3 separate regions of the Mus musculus genome follow, and regions 1 and 3 are each linked to region 2. The links are chromatin loops, found by intact Hi-C in ENCODE. Cell type or tissue: left cerebral cortex. All regions are shown on one strand.

Region 1 (8,000 bases), 290 kb after region 2:
GAAAGAGAAGGGGACCCTTGGTGTCTTCTCTCTTTACCTCGTGGTTATAGTGAAGTGGCCTCCGCCATGCGATCCTGACACCGGCTACTCTGCCACTATGCACTTCCCATAGTCCCAGGGCAAACGTAAATAGTCCCTCCTTAAAAGTTGACTTTCTCAAGTAGCTTGCCACATGGGTGGAGAGCTGAGTGACAGCTCCCTCCCTATGCTGTCTAGACAAATCACATGAGCGTATTATGAGACACTTCTCTTCCCTGTTGATTGACTAGCTGCCAGAGATTTATTTCAAGGAGCCAGAGGAGTTGCTGCAGGTCTTCACGGAGCTGGAAGAGCAGAACCTCACCTTGGTTCAGTATTCCCAAGATGTGGATGAGAATCTCGAAGATGTCAACAAAAGAGAAAAATTTATACAGGATAAGATGTGAGTGGGTTCCTCCTATTCAACAGTCACTAAGCAGAGACCATATCCAACCACTCATGATGGCCCCTCTCCTGGTGTAGGCTGGGGTTTTAATTAATAACAATTTACATGATGGGTCCAAAGGAAGAATTGACATCTGGTCAGACTAGATTGGTTTGAGTTTAACTTTCCTCCTGCTTCCTCTCGCTCTTGAAGCATTTTCCTAGCTGGAGGGGTTGAAATGGTGCCCTTTGGCATCACTGCCTTCAGGACAGAAAATCTGTTCCAATGGAAATTAACACCTGCATGTAAGCTTTTATTTGCCTCCCGTGGACTTGGCTGTAGGCCTGAGAGCTGCCTCAGGGGATCGAACAGTTATTGACCAAGCATGAGGAGGGGAGTCTGCACAAAAGCCACACACAGTAGTGCACACCTGTGAGCCCAGTGCCCCTAACAGGAGGCAGAGACAAGAGACGGCCCAGAAGGTCACTGGCATTTGCCAAAACAGGACCCCAGGCCACTGAGACGGGTAAAGGCTGCCAAGGTAGAGTTCAATCCCTGAAATCTACATAGTAGCAGGAGAGCGCCGAGTCCTCCAAGCTGCCTGTGACGTCCACATAGGCCGTCGCATACACACACACACACACACACACACACACACACACACACACATTTTGGAAGAAGGAAGAACAGGAAGAAGGCCTTTCTCAAACATGGTGAAAAATGGGGATTGATACCTGAGGTTGTTCTTGTGACCTGTGTGCGTGCGTGGTGAGCACAGGCCCTCCTCTCCCTCCTTCTCCTCACTCCCCCTTCTCCCTTTCTCCCTCCTTCTCCTTCTTTCTCCCTTCCTCCCTCTCCTTCTTGCCCCATTCCCCTCTCTCCCTCTTTCTCTCTCTCTCCCTCTTCCCCTCTCTCCCTCCCTCTCACTCTTCCTCTCTCTCCCCCCTCCCCTCCCCCCCCACCTTTCTCACTCGCATGACAAATGCACACACATGCACTTTGGCCATGTCATCACACGCTGACCCCTTTGTGGTTGCTGGGTGCCAGGTGCTGACATGTGGCCAGCAAGAGGGCTGAGTCCCTCAACTTTGAGTTACAGACGAGGGTCCCCTCCTTCTTTTGCAATAGAAACAACAACATCTCCTTCCTGCTGGAGCACAAACATATGCTCAGGATGAACTGTGAACGAGAGGAGGAGAAGGCAGCAGAGCTGGAGCTGAGGTCCAGGCTCTTCAGTTTTGGAGAATTCAATTCCGATGCTCAGGTACCTTCTTGGCCTGTGGTAACTTTATTTTGTCTCCCGGTAATGATCTGGCCTCCCTGGGTGCTGAGCACTTGACACACGGGGAGAGTTAGGGCAATCCATAAATTGTTGACGGGGTGTGGAAAACCAGTGCGTGGAATTATTTTGTCAATATGGAAGAATCGTCCAGGGGGTTCACGTGAAATGTTGTTCTAGTTATTTCAAATGGCCCTTCTTTGTTGCTATGTTGTGTGTGATATAGTTTATTCGTTTTGATGGCAAATTCATGTGACCACTCAATGACAGAACATGTCATGAACCTACACACTTAATACTGCATGGAAAATTGGCCCAAGCACAGAGCCTAGAATATGTGTCAACTTCTTTGGGCTTAAATAGATTGGCTTGTCTCCCAGCACCCATGACACATCCTCACACCTTTATTTTACTGATAGGTTCACCTCTCCCAGCTGCATGCAGAGCCCTCCACACAAGGACCATCCTAACTTCTTGTTAGTGAACTCAGTCCAGAGCTCCCTTAAGTGTCGATGCTCAATAAATGTTTGTTGAATGAATGATCAGGTTAGTTTACAGATCCACAAACTCTAACAACCACTGGTTTCTTGGGAAAGCCTCATGGAATTTGAATCCAAAGACGCCGCATTGGGCTAACATCACATGTATGGCTGTGATCTTGACTTTTAGGCAGAAGTAGATTTGAGGAACAGGCTACTTTAGGAAACAGATGACCATCCTCCCCTACATGCAGACAGGCAGGGTTACTAAAAGCAAAAGCTGTGGCAGGAAATGTGTTGATTGTAACCGTCCAGTTCTTCGTTTTTGTTTTTAATCAACCATTTCTTTTCATCAGGGATACACTTCTACCAAAACTCTGCCACCTAACCATCTCGAGTGTGCAATTCAATGGCACAAGTACCTTCACGTAGCATAACTGTCGCCACGGTCTATTTCCAGAACTTTTCTGCCACCACTGAAGCATAAAGTTGGACATTGTAACCATTTTTTTTGAACGTACAGTTTGGTGGTGGTAAATACGTTCACGTTGTTTTGCAACCAATCTCTAGAATGCTTTTGATCTTGTACAAGAAGAACTGCATATGCATTTAACACAAGTTCCTGGTCCCTTCACTGCTCAGCCTCTGCTTCTTTGTCTCTGACTTCGACTCTTCTCCATAGCTCATATACGTGAATCTGAGCAGGATGTGTCTTGTAATGTCTAGCTTGTGTCACAAAGCATAAGGTTCTCTGGGTTCATCCATGCCGTGGCGTGTATCAGAATTTTGTTGAATGATATTCCATCCTAAACAGTACTTTGTTTACTGTATTGGTTGACATTCATCTGATGGACACTTGTATTGTTTCTATCCAACTCTTAAATAACTGTGAAGCTGACCACCCTGTCAAATAAAAGATAAATTATCTTTGCTAGCTAATGGTACGGCACGCCACAACCAAACCACTTTAATCTCAGCTTTAGGGCAGCTAAGGGGGCGCAAATGTCATGCTCAATACTTTTAAACATTGAGTCAACCATGAGAAGGGAGAATCTAGTTTGTGAAAGGCCCAGGGCTCAATGCGCAGAGAACAGAGACTTGATTCAAAAGTTCCTCAAGACTTCGATCAACGAACAATCACAAGTATAAATGTGTACAATTTGCAGGCACACTCTGGAACATGGTGTTAATAACTTACAGTCTTCCAAGAGTATGAAGTGATATGGAGGGAGAGAGAAATGGAAAACTTAGAAGTGTTTTGTTTTGAGGGTTGCTGTTGTTAGGCACAATCTCATTATCCAAAGCTGGCTTCATGCTCACTATGTAGCTGAGGATGACCTTGGAGTTCTCCTCCTGCACCTCCTGTTTGAGACTGGGATTACCAGCACAGACCACCACCCAGTCTCACGCAGTTCTGGGCTGCCTCACACGCACACTAGGCCAGCACTGAAGCAGCGGTTTCTCAGCCTTCCTAACGCTGCGAGCCTTTGATGCAGTTCCTCGTGATGTGAGCCCCAACCATGACGTTATTTCCATTGCTACTTCAGAACTGTAATTTTGCTACTGTTTTGAATCGTAATGGAAAGATCAACACGGATGACACACGGACATCCAGACAAGCCTCCAGTTTGAAACACTGCTCTGGTCCATCAGGTCCTGTTCACTGTGGACGTACACCTAAGTTGTCCTGGTACCCCCAGTCTTGGATCCATCTTCCTGCCTACTGGCCCTGGGGAACACTGGCCCTGGGGAACCTGGCCTGCTGCCAGGGCCTCCAACTTGAGTAGCTCTGGTCCAAGCCCGCCCTCTAGTGGCAATTTAAAGGACCCATTTGCACATCTCTCTTGTCTCTAGTTGGCCTTATTCTGGAACCCTTTTTTTCCTTTGCTGTCTTAGACCAGGAACTCAATCTCATTTTCATAATAAGCCATCTTTCATTTCCTTCTATTAGTTCTTAATCCATTTTCGCCTTGTAGTTCCCTCTCCTGTTTGATGAGGGATCTTAAAAGACAAAAAAAAAAAAAAAAGAAAAAAAGAAAAAGACACCATATAAAGTCTCCATCTGTCCATGCCTAACTCTGCGTTCAAGTATCTTTCCATCAAAAAGAACATGCTCCTATCAGTTTTACTTAAACAAGCATTAACTTCTTGAAATTCCCATGTACATTAGGGCAAGATAGGTTTTTCTTCTTTCAAAAACAAATTTAACCCTGCTGGCCTAGCCCATGTTGTCCCACACTTGTGGCAATCACTCTCCCAGCCCGTGTGCTAGGATTATAGACATGAGCCACATCTTCTACTAAGATCCTGATTACTCTTCTTCTCTTTAATATGCAGTGTGTCGCCCCGTTGGGTGGGGTACTTCCACTATTTTCTCTTTTTTATATTTGTCTGTCCTTTAGCTATCTCTAAGAAATGTGGAGTTCTCTAAATAGAAAACAAAGTAAGTGCTATGCTAGAGGGGACGTCATGGCACATTTATGGTTTTCTTTTGTGTTATTTTATATTTCTCTAGGGTTTTTTTTTTTTTTAAGGACTGTTCTTTTAATATAAGTGAAAATAAAGTAAGTTTTTAGAAAGTGAGAAACTAGGAGCTTTGTGATAAACAGGATCTTTGGAACATCCGTTAAAGCGAGAGGTGGGAACAACAAGCTGCCGGAAGTGGCAGACCTTGTTTGGCGTTAAGCGATGGCATGGCGGCTGTGAGGCCCTTATGGTTCCAGATGGGTCTCCCCAGTGGAGGGAGTCACATCAGCCTTGGGTGTGTTTTTCTTGTCTTTATGGTGATTCTCATCTTCTTGAGCAGAAGCAGGCAATCCTGAGGCAGGAGCCTACATGGAAAGCGATTTACTTTGCTGAGAAGTTTATTGAGTTCCTCTTGAGGAGTATCAGCCAGCCCGTGGCGAAAAAGGATCCCTTTCATCTCCCGAAATACATTATCTACCAGCTCAAGAGACTGCAGAATCAAGTAAAACATCGAAGTGGCGAGGTACAGGGATCGGCGGGCTTCGGCCTACGTGCTCCTTAGCTTAGACTTAAAGCAATGGCTTCCCCACGGAGACCTCAAAAATTAAACTCCCAGCAGGCTGTTTGGTCGGCCTAGGGATCTGTTTGCTTGTACATGCATTTCTCTGAAAGAAGGCACTCGTTTATTCAGCAAACATTTATTGTGTAGTTATGTGCAAGGCACTGTTTTAGGTGTGCACAGTAACATAAGCAGTGGTCCCTGCCCTCTGGTCCCCTCTCAGGAAGGGGACTGGGCACATATGCGGATACATACCTATCATTCAGCATTATAGGGTTTTCAACAATAAAACCGGGAGGGGCACACGTTAAGCCACTGGTGGTACAAAGTGATTTGAAATGTGTATGTGTATGTTGTCGGCACTTGGAACATTTAGGAAATCTGGTCAACAGAAACATTCAAGCCAAAAGATACTATCTTATAATTTTATTCATCTATCTATCTACATATATATATATATATATGTATATATATATGTATATATATATATATATATATTTATACACTGTATATATTTTAATACAATCCAAGGTGTCACTGTAATAATGATCTGGCTATAAATTATAATACAAATTCTCCTTGCTACCTGATTCTCAGTGATTTGTCTTTCGAAACATTTAGGGAGCAGGTGGGGTGTGACCCAGCGGTAGAACATTTGCTTACCATGTATTAGGTCCTGGGTCCTCTCCCCAGCACGAGATGATGGTGACGGTGATGATGATGATGCTTAAAGAGCTTTCCTCTTGTAACAGTAGAATGGAATTTTGCATTTACTGACAGTGAGCCACCATATAGTGACGGAACGTTTTCTGCTTTTTTTTTTCTTGCGCTCAGGAAAAGCTAATAGACTCTCTTAGTAAAAAGATCAATCAAGTGTATAGAGTCTGCATCGGAGATGCTGAGGTTGGCAGCTTGAATGCAGTTCAAAAACTGGTCAAAGTAGAGTCTCGCCTGGTGGAGCTGAGCGACCTCATTGAATCTATTCCCAGAGAACACGTGGAAGCGATCGAAAGGCTCAAACAGAAGGAGCGACGGCAAAAGTACTGTGACAGTCTCCTCAGTATATCGAATGGGTTACATGGCTGGTTTGCATAAATCCCACCCCACTGTTAGCTGTCTCTATATGGCAAACATTGCAGGATGGGAATGCAGTGGAGGATTCAGCCCTGCCCTCCCTCCCACAGAGAATGTTCTTAGGAAATAAGTGTTATCATTTCTACAGGCAATGGGCACTGTGACCCAAACGATCTGGGTAAACACAAGGTTTATCAGAGACAAGTGACCCAATTAGGATGGCTGTGGTGGAAGGAGGAGGGTCTCAAGTCATATGAACATTTCTCAGAGGCTGTCATGTGAAGAAAGAACTGCACTGTGGTGAAGGGTCTGTCCTTAGATGACCACAGGTGATTCGGTCTATAAAGGAATGGCAACTCTTAGGTGACACTATGCAATGTTTTAGCTGGCACTCCACCCCCACTCATTTATCTCCACAGACCTCACATGACCGTCATCCCTGAGACCTCATCCCTGCAGATCTCTACAAGTCAAATGAGGATCTTTATAGGCATTTTGTCTGGAACGATTATCACTATAACATGGCTGCTACTACCACATGACATGTAGGCAAAGCCGATGAGTGATTACGTCATAGGGACGATGTATCAAATTAACGATGTAAAACCACTGAACATGTCTGAAAGATACTAGCCATTAATGTTACATTGCTGATGCATGGAGGATATTCTCTCTCTCATGTAAAAATGAAGGTGACTCAGACAGCTCTTACACAGCATTGAGCAGACTTAGCCGAGGACAACTCCTTCCAAATGACCTCAGGTTCCTTACAGTACCAGGGAGTGCAATGACAATCTGTTTTCAACAGTAATATGCATTCAGTTCCAGTTATTAAAGGAACTTTTTCTCCAAAGTTTAGAGCAGTGGCCCTAAACCTTCCTAATAGTGATCCAAGCCTTTATAGTTCTTCACATTGTAGTACCCCCAACCCTAAAATTATTTTCACCGCCACTTTATAACTAATTTTGCTAGTTATGAATAATGTAAGTATCTGATATGATGCAGGACATCTGATGGAAAGGTCATTCAACCGTAAAGGAGTCGTGACCCACAGGTTAAGAACTGCTTTGTTTAATGGTACCTAACAAAGCACCCAGTTCAAAAAAAAGGGTTCAGGAGACACTACCATGCTCTGAAAACACTGGCATGTCGCTACACAGGTCCATAAGGGTCACTCACTGCCTTGTCTGAGCCAATGCTTACCCTAAAAGGCAGAAATGGCTTGTACTGGTCTTAAATTTAAGGCATCATTCAAAACGATCAGAGTAGTTTGTGGCAATCCACTCAGGTGATGTGCATATTCCCCTTAAACTTTAAAGGCAGGTCAAGGAGGAGGCTGGGAGCTAAGGTGGCTATGGTATAGAAAGTGCTTCAGCGGGAACTGAGAGAAGGATTCATCCAAAATGTTGACATTAAATGTCTTGCCGGGCGTGGTGGCACACGCCTTTAATCCCAGCACTAGGGAAGCAGAGGCAGGCGGCTTTCTGAGTTCGAGGCCAGCCTGGTCTACAAAGTGAGTTCCAGGACAGCCAGGGCTACACAGAGAAACCCTGGCTCGAAAAAACAAAAAGAAAAAAAAAAAAAATTAAATGTCTTACCATTGCTTGAATATTTAAAAGCCATCATCATGGAAATCTTATATTTGGATAGTTCATTTCCAAACAGTAACAATGTAGACGCTTCACTTTCTATTTCTAGACCTTCTAATAACTTTCTCTTCACCTATGACAGGCTGCGTGA
Region 2 (8,000 bases):
GAGATGCCAGCCAGTTTGGAGTTCTGCAGAGAGGGGAAGTGCTCAGCCTGCCTCTCTCTTCCCAGCTTCACTCCTTTAAGGGGCCAGGCAGCCAGAGCCGCACTGAAGCAAGTCCCTATATCCTCAGCACACTGAGAGTTGGGCTTAGCTATGTATCTTGAACTAGTCAGTGAAATACTGGGTTGAAGCGATGAGATACATAGAATTTACCTCAATTTGATCAAAGCCTGGCACAGGTTGAGTCTGAAGAAGCAGAAGTAAAATAAATACCACAGTGAGCCAAGGACGCTTGGGACTGTTTGTTACAAAGCATCACCATAGCTAAAGCTGACTGCTACAACATCACACATATTTGTTCCTCCCTTCACTAGGATGCCCTTGGGAGCTCAAGGAGGCATGAAAGGGCAGGCAGGGAAGAGGCCTTTGGTGGTGATGGGGCAATCAGCTTCAGGATCGCCCACATTTCTGGAATACAGGAAATGGACCCACAGAAGGCCAGGGTGGAAGATAAGGACCTCAGAGTCACCCAACAACTCTTAGGACAGAGCCCAGTCCCTGAGGTGGCAAACTGCAGCAGGATCACTCAGAGTTGCAGTGAGCAACTGTGCTCCCTGGAGGTGTCTGGGGGCTCAGGCTTCATGTGCGGAAAGCGTCCCACCCAGCACAGACTGGCCCTTCTTCCAAGCTCACGCCAGCCACTGCTCTGCCCTCCTCCATGCCACAGTTTTGACGACTGAGTCACACAAAGTTCTACTTTGTGTTGGAAGCCCAAGCCACACATTCCTCGGTGGTGAATATCAGACATACTTCTCTTTTAGCCAGCTCATAGTCCTACGGTAGAAGCCATCTGGTAGGGAGGGGTGTGTCACAGAAGCATAAGGTGGTTCTAACTCCCTGTCCCCTTATCAAATGACATTACATGGAGCCATAGAGCTAAAACCATTAACAGAGGACTCGTCTCCTCCCCTCAAGGGCACAAGCTATATTTCTTTGACTCCACTTCTACTGTTCATTTTAATCATGGCCACATCAAATTTTGTAACTTGCAGTTGTTCTCATATGCAACCATCCAGCATGTCACCCCACCTCCATCCCCAATACCTGTCAATACCTGTCATTTAGACTGTCCAGAAAGAGCAATGACTCGTGTACCTGGGGGGTGGGGGGTGTTCTAAGAACCGTGACTGCTGTACTTGACTCAGTTTACTATGGGACTTACCAGGAGGAAGAATTCACAAAAGCCTTGCAACTTGGACAGGCTGTGGGCTCTGTCATCCCAGCAAGTGTTTATATGGATACAGTGTATCCATGAGACTGTATCATATTGTAACACCGCATAGATACAATGTCCTGGTATCAGAGCCGGCTTTAAGTTACAATGTGTCATCAGCTGACATTCATCTGGCTGGATGCCCAGACCTGCTAGCTTCCAAGGACTAGAACTCTTGAGCGCAATGCTAGAAATGTGACAAATGCACCCACATCCATTCCCTGGTAGTCTGGGCTTTTAAATGTTCTTCCCCACTCCGCTTTGGGTTTTTTGGGTTTTGTTGGTTGAGGATGTGTCAACATGCACAAAGGGGCACCCATCAAATCAGGATGATGGCTTCTTCTTTACTCTCTTTATTTTTGGAGCCTCAGACTTCTGTCTTGCAGATCTTCCTAAGATAAACAATAGACTATTGTGAAGTATAGGTCCCTAAAACAGAACTTGCTCCTCCAGCTGTATACATTGGCTTCTGCTGTCGAATCCCCCTTCACCCAGCCCTCCCACCTCCCAGCCCCTAGTATTGACTACGAAGTCACTTTTTTAAAGCATCCACATATTAAAGAGAACACACGACATACTCTGGTTTTGTTTGTTTGCTAATTAGAATATGCTTCTCTTGCCCTGCCTAGCTCTTGTTTTGAATATGTGGGGTTTTATCAGGTATTTTAATGCCATCCCTTAAAAAAATTATGAGGGGAGGGGCATATGCACATCATAGCATAAACGCACACGAATGGAAGGCAGAGGAAAGCTACATGTAGTTGGTTCTCAGGGATAAAACTCGGGTCTCCAGGCTTGCCTGCAAGCACACTGTCTGCTAGACTGTCTTACCAGGTTAAGTCTCATCATACAGGGACTGTGAATGTTTACGTACCGAATGTACTAATGTTGTTGATTTGCTTGTACACAGAAAACAAGTATCAAAACATCACATCACACCTCATAAATACATACAATTACCATGTCAATTAAATGATTAAAATAAAATAAAATGGCTCATCAGATCTGAAAAACCCCCCTTTAAAGAGGCAGGAAGCAGACTGATAGACCAGCCGTGTTGACAGCCTATCTTTCTTTATTACACTTTTTACTGTCGTCTTCCTTCCTCATAAAAGGCAAAGCTGGGTACAAAAGGCTCAGGATGGTATGAGATTCAATAGCAAAAGCCAATCCTCTCCCAGTCAATTCAAATTAACAGCTAGCTTCACGCGTAGCAGATGATGTTTGCCGAAACCTGTTCACATCTCACAAAACAAAACAAGACAGGGCCAGCAAGACAGCGAGGCAGATAAAGGCACTTTTCTCAATAGCCTGGCATCCTGAGTTCTAGTCCCAAGATCCACATAGGGAAAGAAGATAATCAACTCCCAACAAATGGCCCTCTGACCTTCACATGTATGTCATAAGATATATTCCCATGCAGCGTGCATGTGCATGTGCGTGTGTGCGCGTGCACACACACACACATACACACACACAGAGCAAGAATAAATAAATGTATTAAAAGGGAAAAATAAAAGCTATGATACTGAGTATATCAATGTAGGTTCTTTTAAATAAGATGTATATAATATATACTATAGTATTATATATTATGCTATATATTATACTATAACCAACTGGAAACATCAACCTCTACTCTCTCTCTCTCTCTCTCTCTCTCTCATATCTATCTTATGCCAAGATGCTGTCTAGCATCAGTAAACAAAAGGGCTTATGTCCGTATTGAGCTCACATGTCAGTGGAAGAGACAGGCTGTGAACAACAAAACGCGTGATGAATTAAGTTACAGTGTATTGGAAGACGGGTGTTATGGAAAGTCACTGAAGCTGGGCAAGGAGCAGGATGTACTTGTGGGCTTGGGCAGGGGTACAGGGGTCGGAGAAGACCTTGCTGAGACAGCGAAAATGAAGAAATGTCTTTGTTTAAAAATGGAATTTTCAAACAAGGTTAAAAATCACAGTTGCCAGATGGATCTACAATGAATGCAGGTCAAAGATATTCTCCTGCTCACTACTGTCTATTAAGTCTACTGTCTACTCACTTCGTCTATTAAGACAAAGGAACTAGGTAGATTTTATAATGGCATCAAAATCTGAATAATAGCCGGGCAGTGGTCACGCATGCCTTTAATCCCAGCACTTGGGAGGCAGAGGCAGGCTGATTTCTGAGTTTAAGGCCAGCCTGAGCTACAGAGTGAGTTCCAGGACAGCCAGGGCTACACAGAGAAACCCTGTCTCAAAAAAAAAAAAATCTGAATAATGGGGCATTTACAGATGAGGAATAGTGAAACAGATAAATGAAGACAAAAAAAAAAGAAAGAAAGAGTGGGAGAGAAACAAAGAAGCATTGTAGACGCGACTGGGTATCTATGGACAAGAATTAGTTCACAGCCAGTCCTCTATAAGAAACAAAGCTGTAAATTAGCTTCCATAAAAATCAGCATAAAACCACCGACCAGTGTCCCCAGGTCCTAGACACTGCTGGCTTGACTAGGGCAGGGTTCTTTTCCACACCTCTAAGGAGTGCCCGTGCATACCCAGAAGGCTACTCGGCAGGTGAGAAGATACTTGAGCATCTTTGTGTTCATCTCTGAGCGTCTGCCCTGCCCTGCCTGCCTGTAGGGTTTTAGGGGTGTCATTCACCTTTCTCTACACGTATGTCCTCACAGGTAAAGTGATGGTGGTGGTATAGAGGATACAGATCCCTGCCTTGCAGGGTTACTATTGAATATTACAAGGTCGCTAATAAACTATCCGGGACAAAGCAAGTACTACTTAAAACACTAGCTGCCTTTACTTCTTAAACAAGGAAAGCTCTTCACAGATGCTGCTGTGACATCAGATGGCCTCCCCCCCACCCCCCCAGCTCAAAAGCATCATTCAGATACTGTATGGACTGTGGGCTTTGTCTTTAGGCAATCAATGGCTTCAATACAGTCAACGACATCCAGGTGAACGTTGAGCCACAGTGTGCTTGTCGGCTTACAAGGTGACTTGGAATGTAACTGTGTACATTGTTAGGACTGTTGTCTGATATCCTTACAGGCAGCACAGCACCTATCCTTCCCGGCTAGCATAAGACAATAATTCCAGAGGCCTCCAACTTGGGCGGGTCAGCAGAGAGCGACCCCTGCTGGCCATGCTGCCCCTGGCCATGCCGTTGCTCCCATGGAACTTGTGTTCCAGGAAAAGGCCAGGGAATCAAGTAGATGAGAACTGTTGCACTGGGCGGAGGAGGATCTAGACTAACAAGTCTGTCTGTGGATGACATAACCCAAGCTGGCTGGTTAGGGCAACAGACAGAGGAAAGAAGTGCAAGGGGGCCACTGGTACTATGAGGAAGAGACATTTTTTGTATACTCCAAGTGAGTATCTTCACTCTGTGTTTTCAACACTCAGCTCTTTACAAATGTAAACCTGAGATTTTTTGTTGTTGTTGTTGTTGTTGTTCTTCCTAATCTTCGTGTGAAAAAAAAAACCCACCTTAGGACAGAACCACAAAGTAAAAGATGGAACAGACTGGCTGCTTTTGCAGCCAGGAGATTGCCTGCTTGAGAAGCGGTCTTTGGACTTCCAGAGGTTCCGTCTCCCTGGCATCCTCCCCTCTGTTTCCTTCCTAACGTGGAGGACATGTTACCTTCCATCTGCCACGAGGTGGCGCCAGATGTCCTCTGAGTTGGCTGCAGACTCATAATCCAGAGCCAGAGATTTGAACTGCTTCTTAGAAATCCAAAACTTCACCACCACCACCACCTTCTTCTTCTTCTTCTTCTTCTTCTTCTTCTTCTTCTTCTTCTTCTTCTTCTTCTTCTTCTTCTTCTTCTTCTTCTTCTTCTTCTTCTTCTTCCTCTTCCTCTTCCTCTTCCTCTTCCTCTTCCTCTTCCTCTTCCTCTTCCTCTTCCTCCTCCTCCTCCTCCTCCTCCTCCTTCTCCTTCTTTTCTTCTACTTTTCTCCTCCCCCTCCTCCTTTTTTTTCCTACTGAACCACACCTGATGCTTCTCTTTGCACGTTATCAGCTTTGCTTCTGGGATTTCACAGAGGTGGCAGTTAAGCAGGTAAAAGGACCTTCTGATTTTCTTTCTTCCTGCTTTGATCTGTGACAGGGTCTCACTATGTAGCCCTAGCTGTCCTGGCACACCCTATGTAGATGGGGGATGACTGGGAACTCACTGAGGTCCACCTGCCTCTGCCTTCTGAGTGCTGGGATTAAAGGTGTGAGCTATCACACCTGCTGTCTGAAAACAAGGGATATTCCTGTGTGAAGGACACACAAAGGAGACACTCAGATAGCATGCTGTCTTTTTCTTAAGATGTGTGTGGATCCAGAAATGGAGGGGGGTGGGGGGAGAAAAAACCAAAACCAAGCTCTTGCTGACATTTCTCCGGGTTGCAGCTCTTTGTCCAATGAGGAAAGGTTCACTGCTATCCACAAACCCACTGAAACCAAGGAACAGGAATACATCTAGGGTCTGCCAGACCCCAGGACGGGCAACTTTTAGGCATGCAAGGGTAATTTGCGAAGTACATGAACACACAACACCAACAAACTCTGAAGTCTTTGTCTTGGGCAGTGGTTGGTTCTCAGCCTTCCTAATGCTGCAACAGTTCCTCATGTCGGTGCTGACACCCATCCATAAAATTACTTTGTTGCTACTTCATAACTGTCATTTTGCTACTGTTGCGAATGGTAATATAAATACGTGTGTTTTCTGACGGCCTTCTGGAAAGGGTCATTCAACCCCCAAAGGGGTCATGACTCCCAGGTTGAGAACCTCTGGTGCATTTTTTTTTTCTGAGATGAGCCTAAGACTATTACAATTTATTTTCAGGAAGCATTTTAGTCATTGCCAGCTGTCACAAGTGAAAAACAAAGGTATGACATCCTTCCAAGGGTCCATGTTCCTCAAAGTTCTTCTCGTGGGGTAACCAATGTCCGTGCTTTCCTTTCTTCTGTAGACAATCTACAGCTTGTTCCTGTCTTTTAAAAGAAACAGAGGAACAGCAAAGAGAAGTGGGCACTGCTCAACCTAGCGATTTATCCTCTAAGACCATGCAAGACACTTTGCCACGTTTTAAAACTGAATCTTCCATCTGAGGAGAGAACTTTTTGGGAGAAATTACTGACCTGATGGCCGCTCAGCCAGAACAGAATTGCAACTGTGTATACAAACTGCCCAGCTCTCCTGGAACTTTGTCATCTGTGGGTAAATCAAAAGCAACTTGACTGGCTTGCTGGTGGCTCACGTACAAGGGTGTTTTCTTTGGAAAACTAAGTGGATGGCTACATTGCCTCCATTGAGATGGCGTCCATGGGTCATTCTACTTCCTCCAACATCCGCAAATTCATCCATTTCCCACCCCACCCCAGCAGGGCACAACCCAGCCCTATCTTATCCTATCTTTTCAGAGCTCTCTAGACAGCCTCTCATGGGTCCTCTTTGATCTCTAACGTGGCAACGTCCCAGAACTTCCTCAAGGTACAAGTTGTACTTTCTGGGCCTGGAGAAAAGGTGAGCCACCTAGAAGATAAATAAATATCTGGCGTCCCAGAAGCACACACCTTCTGTGTACCTCCAAGATGCTAGTCAACTCTAATTGGGATAGCCCGGGGAAAGCTCAGAATACTATCCTGCTTGCTATCTGGCTGCAGCAAAGCTCACGCGAGTACCTTATAATATTGCCTTCTAGGAAACAAGGCTTGCACAAACGTGCTAGGAATTCTTAGCCAGCATCTCATTAGCATCCCCTGCGATTCCAACACAGCACGTGATGGGAAAACAAACACTCACTAAACAAGTGTATAAAGCTACCATTTTTTTTTTAATCTTAAATTCTTTCTGGTGGGATTGAAGTATTTTGGCTTTATGGATGGTTAACAAAAGCTAAAGATCCCAGACATTTTACAGTCGCTCTCTTGGGGGAAAAATAGCATTATCCACCTTTTCCAGTATCTTCTGACCCTCTGAGCTCTCTGTGCACCATTCCCTTCAGCTCTCTAGGTAGCCCGACACACAAAAAAAAAGAACGCAAGGAATCTTCAACGCACACACCTCCATTGTCTTTGTTATTTGAAAACATCAGACCACAATGTGAAGCTAGAGCGAAGAGTGAAGAAAGAAACCAACTAGTCGCTTAGATTTCCCAACAGAGGCAGCAGCCCCTGGGCTGTCTACGGCTACCTCTCTGTGTATCCATAAATCCAGGAGATGGGGTAGAAAACCACAGTGCTTGGGTGGAAAAATCACTCCAGGTAACCAACGGTTCTAAGAAAACCGACCATGTCTTGAAAGCCGAGTCGAGCTGTAGAGCCATAAAGCACAGAGGTTCTTGCATGGTGGGTACAGCCGCCCCACCCCCATCCCACCCCCGCCCCAGAGATGTGGGGCGTGTTTTTCTTTAAACAGAAGGGCCATTCCTTTCCAGACATTTCTGGAAGAGAACCTGGCCATTTACTTTCTATGCGATTGTTTTTATTGTCCAGGCTCTCCCCGCGACTCTTATTTCTGGCTGGCGGCACAGCCCCCATCCGAGGGTTCTCAGACTTTGCTAGCGCTGAGCTTCCTCTTCTTCTGCAGGTTGCAGGCAGGAAACTGGAAAATGGGCCACAGGAAACCTGGCCCTCCCACATCTGTCCCACTTTGTAACTGCAGCTCTGGTTTCATTCGGTCTGTGTGTCAGTTCTATTTTAACCCTTGACACGACGGCCGGCCGGGCTGCTCTCTGAAAGA
Region 3 (8,000 bases), 180 kb after region 2:
TTCCCCTTTCCTTTCCTTTCCTTTCCTTTCCTTTCCTTTCCTTTCCTTTCCTTTCCTTTCCTTTCCTTTCCTTTCCTTTCCTTTCCTTTCCTGGCACTGTGCCTCTGTGGAGAGTTCTTGCTGTGTGTTTAACAGCAGATTAGATACCTTAAATGATTTGGCCTCCTCCCTCCCTGCCAGTGCACAACCAATCCCATCTTACTTTACAAGCTTTTGTTACTACAAAACGTCTAGGTTCTTCTTAGACCCAGATGAGTAATTTGACTGGAATTTCTCTCATGAAGCTTTTGCATTTTGCAGACAAATTGGCCCAAGAACTCTGGTGTGGTCCGAGAAAGAGCAGGTGGAGAAATCTGCTAATGAATTTTCTGAGGTTGGTCAGACATACCCTTCCTAATAGTATGAGGCGGTAGATTTTAGGTTCGTGGGTAATGCCATAGCTGTGAGCACTTTCCGATGTGTTTGTAGTTGCTACTTCCTGCTTATCATTTCAGTAAATTTCTAAAACAGCCTTCACAGAAAGCCGTTTTGCACTTTTAAGAAATGACTATTATGACCATTAAGAGATTTGTATGCATTCATTTTTTTCCAGACCGAATCCATGCTTAAAATTGCAGAAGATCTGGGGGGGCCCTATGTTTGGGGGCAGTACGACCTCTTGGTTCTGCCCCCATCCTTCCCGTACGGTGGCATGGAGAACCCTTGTCTCACGTTCGTAACGCCTACGCTACTGGTGAGAAAGATTTCTTCGTTTGAAATGGAGGTCCCCAAAATAAGCCTGGGTGAAGGGCTGGGGCATAGCTCAGCTGATAAAGGGCTTGCTGCATAATTAATGAGGACTTAAGTTTGACTTCCCAGAACCCATGTGAAAAGTCGGTTGTATACACTAATCCTGGACCAGGGAGGTGGAGACAGCAGGTCCTAGACCATAGCCTTCTTCCTTGGCCCAGGCCAATGAGAGATACTGTCTCAAAATCCAAGGAGGGCAGCATGTGAATAATAGAATCTAAGGCTATTCCACATGGAAACACACACATGCAGGCATGCGCACATGCACACACACATACACAGATGGGAAGAGCTTTGGATGCTAGTAATATTTTTAATATATTTTTGTTTGTATAGCCTTTATTTCTAATTTTATTGCTAGTTGTGGTTATCGCAATTTTCACTTTTTCAAAGGAGACTTATTTGGCCATCGGGAAAGGGAATGTTCTACAGTATTTTGAAATGTTGAGAGTAGCCCTGCCATACAACGCACTTTGGACAAATTATGTATCTAGACAAAGGATCCACATCATTCATACTTGGCAGTCAGGTATGAGGCACAGAAACTTAGTGCCCAGCATCTAAGGGAAGACTGGCCTACCACACATTGCTGCTTTATAGACCTAGTGAGCTGCTTGGAGTTCTAGGAATCCAGCAAGGACTTAACTAGGACCTAAGTAGATTGGAATTCGCCATAGAACACATTGGACAGTGTAAACTTTCCTTTAATCTATTGTCAATTAAAAGAAAGGAGGGAGTGGGAGGTTGTGCTTACCAAAGCCCTCGTGTAGCCTAGAGCTAGGACCTGCTGGAACCCACCTCAGTGCTCCCTGCCTGTAATTCCAGCCTCAGAAAGCAGAGATGAGATTCCCAGAGCAGGCTACCTATCAAGACTCGCCATAGCACAGAGCTCTGGGTTTGATTGAGAGACCCTGCCTCAGTAGAAAAGGCAGACATGCGTGCATCTACACACGCACACACACACATACATATACACACACGCGCGCACACACACACACATACACATGCACACACACATACACATACACACGCACACACACATACATATACACATACATACACATACACCTATACATACACACACACCTATACACACACACACACACACACACGCACACACATACATATACACACACACTCACACACACATACACATGCAGACATGCACACATATACATGCACACCTATACATACACACACACATACACATGCACATACACAGCTACATACACACACATACACACACGCGCGTGCGTGCGCATACACACACACACACACACACACACACAGTAAGAAGGAAAGAGGGGTAGATACATGAAATGGAAGTAAAGAGCTCTCTCTGGGGTTAGGCCTATTAGTCCTATTGATGTTAAAGAGGTTTCTGTGATTAGGGAAGGAAAGAAGGCAGTGTTTGCTTCCTAATGCCTGTGTGTTGAACCTGTTGACATACAGAGTAGACATACAGTGACCCTTCAGGCCAGGTCTGAGATGTCGTCAGCTGCAGCCTGTCGATCGATCTGATGATGGAAATTCTAAGATGTTTTCTTTTTTGTAGGCAGGTGACAAGTCACTCTCCAACGTAAGTAAAAATTTCTTCTTACAATCTTAACACTCAAGAAGTTGTTAAAATACCCACTGTGTTGTTTAGAAGTTATTATTGTAAAAGAAAACTGGGGTTATCCTCTTGCTACTTCAGCAATTAGGTTTAGTAGAGTAAAGAAAAATTTAGCCAAATATATATGATACATAATCACAGAAACAAGTATTGTTATTTCCTGTGTATGAAACATTTTAATCGGCTTACATGCTCATTGAATTTAATACTTTCCATGTCTTTTTTTTTTTTTTCTTTGTGGTAGTTGTTTCTAATCCATTAGCATGTTCTATACCTTTTTGGTCTTGGTTAAATTGCATTTTCCTCCCGAAGTAAGTAATTTTTTAATACGTTTTTAAAAACATCAAGTCATGTGACATTGAAGTATTTAAATAAGGACTTGCTTCAGGATGAGGTATCCGGTGTGACCACTAATCCCTTAACACTGTCCTCTCAGGTTATTGCACATGAAATATCTCATAGCTGGACAGGAAACCTAGTGACTAACAAGACGTGGGATCACTTTTGGTATGATGGGTTGTTTTGTTTTCTTTTGTTTTATTGGTTGCTCTTGTTGATCCTTCTGCTTTCCACCCACCGCCACCGCTGTCTCCTCTGTACTTCTTGTTTCTCTCCCCTACGGTCTCTATGATCCACGGAGTTTCAAAAGACCCTGCCGCACCTGTCACAGAGGTCCATACAGTCTAGGTGTGCAGTTTATTCCTGCCGCTAACTCTCTGACATTGCCGCATTTTAACACAGACTTGGCAATAGCAAGATTGCCGCTTCCTTTTCTCTGCTGCCACCTGCTGGTCTGGGCTTGCTATCGTCTTAGTTGACTGCCTGGGCCTCTCTAGGCAGCATGGGCTGGGATGTAGAGGCCATGCTATCTATAAGGGCTCTCCTCCCGGGGGAAGACACAAAAGAAAAGATCCGCTTGGCTAAGATGCTGTGTTCTATCTGCTGGGACAGTACCCATTTTGTTGTTGTTTTTTTTTGTTTTGTTCCCTTTCAGGTTAAACGAAGGACATACTGTCTACTTAGAGCGCCACATTTGTGGACGGTTGTTTGGGGAAAAGTTCAGACATTTCCATGCTTTGGGAGGATGGGGAGAGCTACAGAATACGGTAAGTAGGGTGGGCTTCTACAAGAGTCACCCAGCCTTGCATAGTCATTACCAAACTGGGTTAATAAACTATCTTTTTAACAACAGGGTAGTCATAGGTGTAGAGGATGTAGCAGGTGCCATGCATAGCCCTGTTCTAAACTGGGAGCCAAGAAACACATACGTTCTTTACTGCTAACATAGATGACTATTGCATAGAAATTTATGTGAATACTTGTGATTTGTTTGTTTGTTTGTTTGTTTGAGACAGAGTGATCTGTGTAACAGCCCTAGCTATCTTGGAACTCACTCTGTAGACCAGGCAGGCCTTGAACTCACTGAGATCTCTGCCTGCTTGCCTCTGCCTCCCGAGTGCTACAGTTGAAGGTGTGCACCACCACTGCCTGGCCCTAATACTTGTGATTTTTTTTTTTCAAAAATGTATTTATTTATTTTGTTTTTTTTGGAGACAGGGTTTCTCTGCACCACCACTGCCAGGCAGATTTATTTATTACTTATATCTAAGTACACTGTAGCTGTCTTCATACGCATCTGAAAAGGGTGTCAGATCTCAATACAGATGGTTGTGAGTCACCATGTGGTTGCTGGGATTTGAACTCAGGACCTTTGGAAGAGCAGTCAGTGCTCTTAACCGCCGAGCCATCTCTCCAACCCCTACTTGTGAATTTTTAAACACACTCTCCCCAACTCTAAATGTGTCGCTCAGACATTAAATCATCTTTCTAGTTCTTTTGTCAAAGTAAAGCCTGTTATTAGCAAGGAATATCTGAGACATACATGTAGTTAGACTCCAGGAGTGATAGCAGCATACTGTTTCCAGTCTGTACGTTGAAGGTTTAGAAGCCTGAGTGAAACAGAGCCTCCCCAACAGCTTGCTGGCGCAGTAACAGTCCTCTTCCTATGAGGGTACTCATCTCACTTTATTGGGTTGCAGATAAAAACATTTGGGGAGTCCCACCCCTTCACCAAGCTCGTGGTTGATCTGAAGGACGTAGACCCCGATGTAGCCTATTCCTCCATCCCCTATGAGAAGGGCTTTGCGCTACTCTTCTACCTTGAACAGCTTCTTGGGGGACCAGGTAAGTAGCTGCCATTGTCCGCCGGTTGGCTTTCGTTTGTTTTTAATCTCTGGGAGGGTGATATGAAGAGTAGAGATGACTTGTTAACTCTTTCTAGTCTTTTTACATTTCTGGTTCATTCTGCTAGAGACGTCTATTGCTGTCAGATGTTGCCTTCATCCACAAAACTCTACACAACCCCTTAATCTAGATAATGGGGGCTTGACTTTTTTTTAAATCCCATTATAGTTAAAGAGTTAGGGTAATAGCGTATATCCATAGACAAACTTCCTGCAATCCAGAAGTTTATGAGTGACAAATGAGCGGCCTCCCAGCCCTCGCCAGCCCCAGAGTCACCTCATTAGCACTTTGATGTCACTGGCTCCAGATCTTATTCTAGGGGTAGATGACTGTCAGTCACACACACACATATACATGGAATGACTTTAATAAAATCAGGGATCCTGTAGACTCTTATTGGTGGGTCCACTTCCTCCATTGAAGTTCCCAGAAGTCGCTGTAATTCTCTCTTCTTTCTTCAAGTTTTCATGGATGTGACGTCACCTACATCAGCTTCCTCCTTCCTGTGGGTCTTAGCCACCTCAGCATAGGGTTTTCCCCCTCACCTTTGCACCTCGTGGCTTCACTTTGGAATATCTAGATTGCCAGTGTCGTTGTTGGGTTGCACCCTGTGCCCTTCAGTAAATAAAACAAGCACTCCTGGAACATAAGCCATGTGTGACTCAGCGGGGCCCCTGAGAACCGGAGCGGCTTAGCAGAGGATTTGGGGAGAGACCAGTCGAGTTGCTTCTATCACACAGTGTCCTGATGATTCTGCTTCATTACTAGTTACTGATGTTAACCTCTTCCCGTGCCACAAGCATGAATTCGAGTTTCCCACAGGTCTGTCCGCATGGAGGTCCGTACAGTAGGGTGTGGTGCTGTACAGGCAAGAGAGAGCGACTGTCTTATGTATTGGTTCTGCATCTGTCTTTTTTAAATTTCTAAGCTCAGTGTTTTGCATCCTCGTACTCAGGGCACGTGACTCTCTCTCTCTCACACAGATGTGCTGGGATTATGTGACATTATATTGATGGCCTGGGCGGGGTGGTACCCGTTTCCATCGGCTTTGAAGGCGCCTGCCCTTCCATTCCATTTGTGGGCTTACTCCCCCTTTGTCTCATCGATGAGGGCTATTGCTTTAGAACTTGGGTTATTCTTGCTCTGTGACTTCATTATGTCATCCTGGCTGGAAGGAGACTTCTAGGCCCAACTGGAGACCTGCCTCCTGTCCTGAACATTCTCTCACTGTCCAGAGCTCTCCTTGGTCCTTTGACTGTTCTCTGTTGCCCGTGGTTACCAGAACAACGTCAACTGCAAAAACGACGTCAAAGAATTGCCTTCCTGTGAATTGATTTCTTTTTCTTTCTTTTAATTTTGTTTTTCCTCCTAGAGGTGTTTCTAGGATTCTTAAAGGCTTATGTTAAGAAGTTTTCCTACCAAAGTGTAACGACTGATGACTGGAAGAGCTTCCTATATTCCCACTTTAAAGACAAGGTCAGCTTTAAATTCTTCCTATTTTTCATGCTCCATGTAGCTCTATAAACTACTTGTTAGGCTGTGTGTATTTCTTAACCATAAGTATTGGCTCAGAATTTCCCAAGAGACTCCTCTGTTGTATTCTGATTCCCTTTCAGAACACTTGTGATATCTGTAAGTTTGTATGTTAATTGGTCAGATTTAACCGTCCCACATTTAGAAATTATCTCGACGTGGCAGCGTAGAGTAGATGGTGTCTGATCACTCCCAGGTTTTCAGTTGGGCATCTGTGAGCTTGTTACAACCTAGGACAAGTCTCTCTATCTGTCACGAACTGGCTGGTCTTCTGTTCACAGGTGGATCTTCTCAATCAAGTTGATTGGAACACCTGGCTCTACGCTCCGGGCCTGCCTCCTGTCAAGCCCAAGTGCGTACCCGCCTGCTAACCTGCTTCCTTTCCTTCTTCCTGTCCATTTTGTTTGTTTAGTTATTGTTTTCCCAGAACAGGATTTCTGTGTGTAGCCCTGGCTGTCCAGAACTCACTCTGTAGATCAGGCTGGCCTCAGACTCACAGAGATCTGCCTGCCTCTCAAGCACTGGGATTATGGTGTGCATTACCACCACACAGCGAGTATTTAACCTCTTGTTATTGCTTTGCGGCATACTAACCTACAAATGTGTTGGACTGCATGTGTAGCTATCTCAGGACAGGTGGCTGAGGGCTGCAGGTTGAACACACCTAACCGGATCCCTTTTGGAGTATCTGGACAGACTATGTGCTTTTCTTGAACTGTTACCAGTCAGCAAAGCGTGCAGAGGCTTGGATAGATTTCTTAGACTTTTTTCCCTGAAGCCCAAAGCCATTTCCATGGTTTACAAACAGATCTGTTGAACTGATTGCAGTTATTACTGAGTGCTTTGTTTCTACTGAGATATGGAGAGGGACTCAGGAAAGAGTAAGATATTTTCTCCTTTTAAAGGTTTTGTGAAGGCTAGGTATGGTGGCTGTCTCTCACCCCAGCCCTTGGGAAGAGATAGGAGGATCATGAGCTCAGGGTTCAAGTAGCAAGACTTGATCTAAAATACACATACACATTTTCAGTAAGGAAAAAAATAGCATTTTACTGTTAAATAATATGTACAGATATTATATCTACCCTTAAGCTATTATAAGTTATTATCCCTATTTCTAGAAGTAGTGATTTAGAGTTAGCTGACCAAAGTGTTTTGCCCAAAATTGCACAACTCATAAATAGTAAGCCTTAAATCCCTGGAGCCTTAACCCCCTGTCTTTTAAGTTAAACACCTCCCTGGCGTCAGGGAGCTAGTTGCACCTTTGAGTTCAGCTGTCGTGTAAGGATGCTGACTCTGGCATACTCCAGCTCTTGGTTGCCCTCCCTTCCTTCAGATCATGGAAAGTCCTTACCAGCCACTCTCCCACCAAATAGCCTGATTTAATTTAGGTGCAGGGTGAGCATCACAAGTTGAGGTAGAAATAAAGATGCCATGGTCCTGTGTGTTTGGCACGCCTCTTGAGAGCCCAGGCTGAGAAAGGAGTACTCAGAAGAGATGCAGTAATTCCCACATTCTTACAACACTCTCCACATTTGTATGCATTCAAATGTCTCCCAGGCGTATCCTCTTTTCTCCATTTCCTGCCCCTCCACTCATACTCACTGTGACGTTAGCACACAGGAAGACTGCTGTGGCCTCTGAACTGTGCACCTAGATGTTTTCTGGCCTCCTCCTGTACCAGTCTGTATAGAGAGCCGAAGTAAACATTTAAAAACACAGTGTGACTCAGGATGCAGAGGCATACAGGTATCTGTGAATTGAAGGCTGCCTTGGTCTATATGATGGGTTCCAGGACAGACAAGGCTACATAATGAAGAGA

Evidence for each region. Hi-C counts contacts between places; a loop is a spot of excess contacts. Peaks named below come from ENCODE experiments on the same cell type or tissue, not always from the same donor. Only the 100,000 strongest peaks of a DNase experiment are listed, where the experiment ranks them.
Region 1: it touches region 2 in a loop (4-fold over the local background); 11 of 42 quality-filtered maps call a loop at or near these places.
Region 3: a loop joins it to region 2, with 6 times the contacts of the local background. A loop is called at or near these places in 17 of 42 quality-filtered maps.

Annotation. Positions count from the first base shown.
Region 1 is chr10:93,573,742-93,581,741 of GRCm38, forward strand. Ccdc38 (coiled-coil domain containing 38) reads left to right here. Exons shown (of 16, transcript NM_175488.6): 12 at 270-421; 13 at 1,532-1,667; 14 at 6,021-6,226; 15 at 7,992-8,000. Among named protein-coding and RNA genes, the nearest start is that of 4933408J17Rik, 12 kb to the right of the region's middle. In left cerebral cortex, a CTCF peak has its summit at 3,976 (motif pointing left); a DNase peak (open chromatin) is centred at 3,961.
Region 2 is chr10:93,287,133-93,295,132 of GRCm38, forward strand. All of the region lies in intron 1 of Elk3 (ELK3, member of ETS oncogene family), which reads right to left. It overlaps Gm32551 (a long non-coding RNA gene), which reads left to right. Exons shown (of 2, transcript XR_871953.3): 2 at 1-2,333. Among named protein-coding and RNA genes, the nearest start is that of Gm32551, 6.2 kb to the left of the region's middle. In left cerebral cortex, CTCF peaks have their summits at 4,394 (motif pointing left) and 4,937 (motif pointing right); DNase peaks (open chromatin) are centred at 1,418, 4,459, 4,927 and 7,887; H3K27ac peaks cover 2,516 bases.
Region 3 is chr10:93,468,456-93,476,455 of GRCm38, forward strand. It overlaps Lta4h (leukotriene A4 hydrolase), which reads left to right. Exons shown (of 19, transcript NM_008517.2): 7 at 301-373; 8 at 593-733; 9 at 2,345-2,368; 10 at 2,841-2,911; 11 at 3,399-3,510; 12 at 4,444-4,588; 13 at 6,021-6,124; 14 at 6,463-6,533. Among named protein-coding and RNA genes, the nearest start is that of Hal, 16 kb to the right of the region's middle. In left cerebral cortex, a CTCF peak has its summit at 3,193 (motif pointing left); a DNase peak (open chromatin) is centred at 3,191.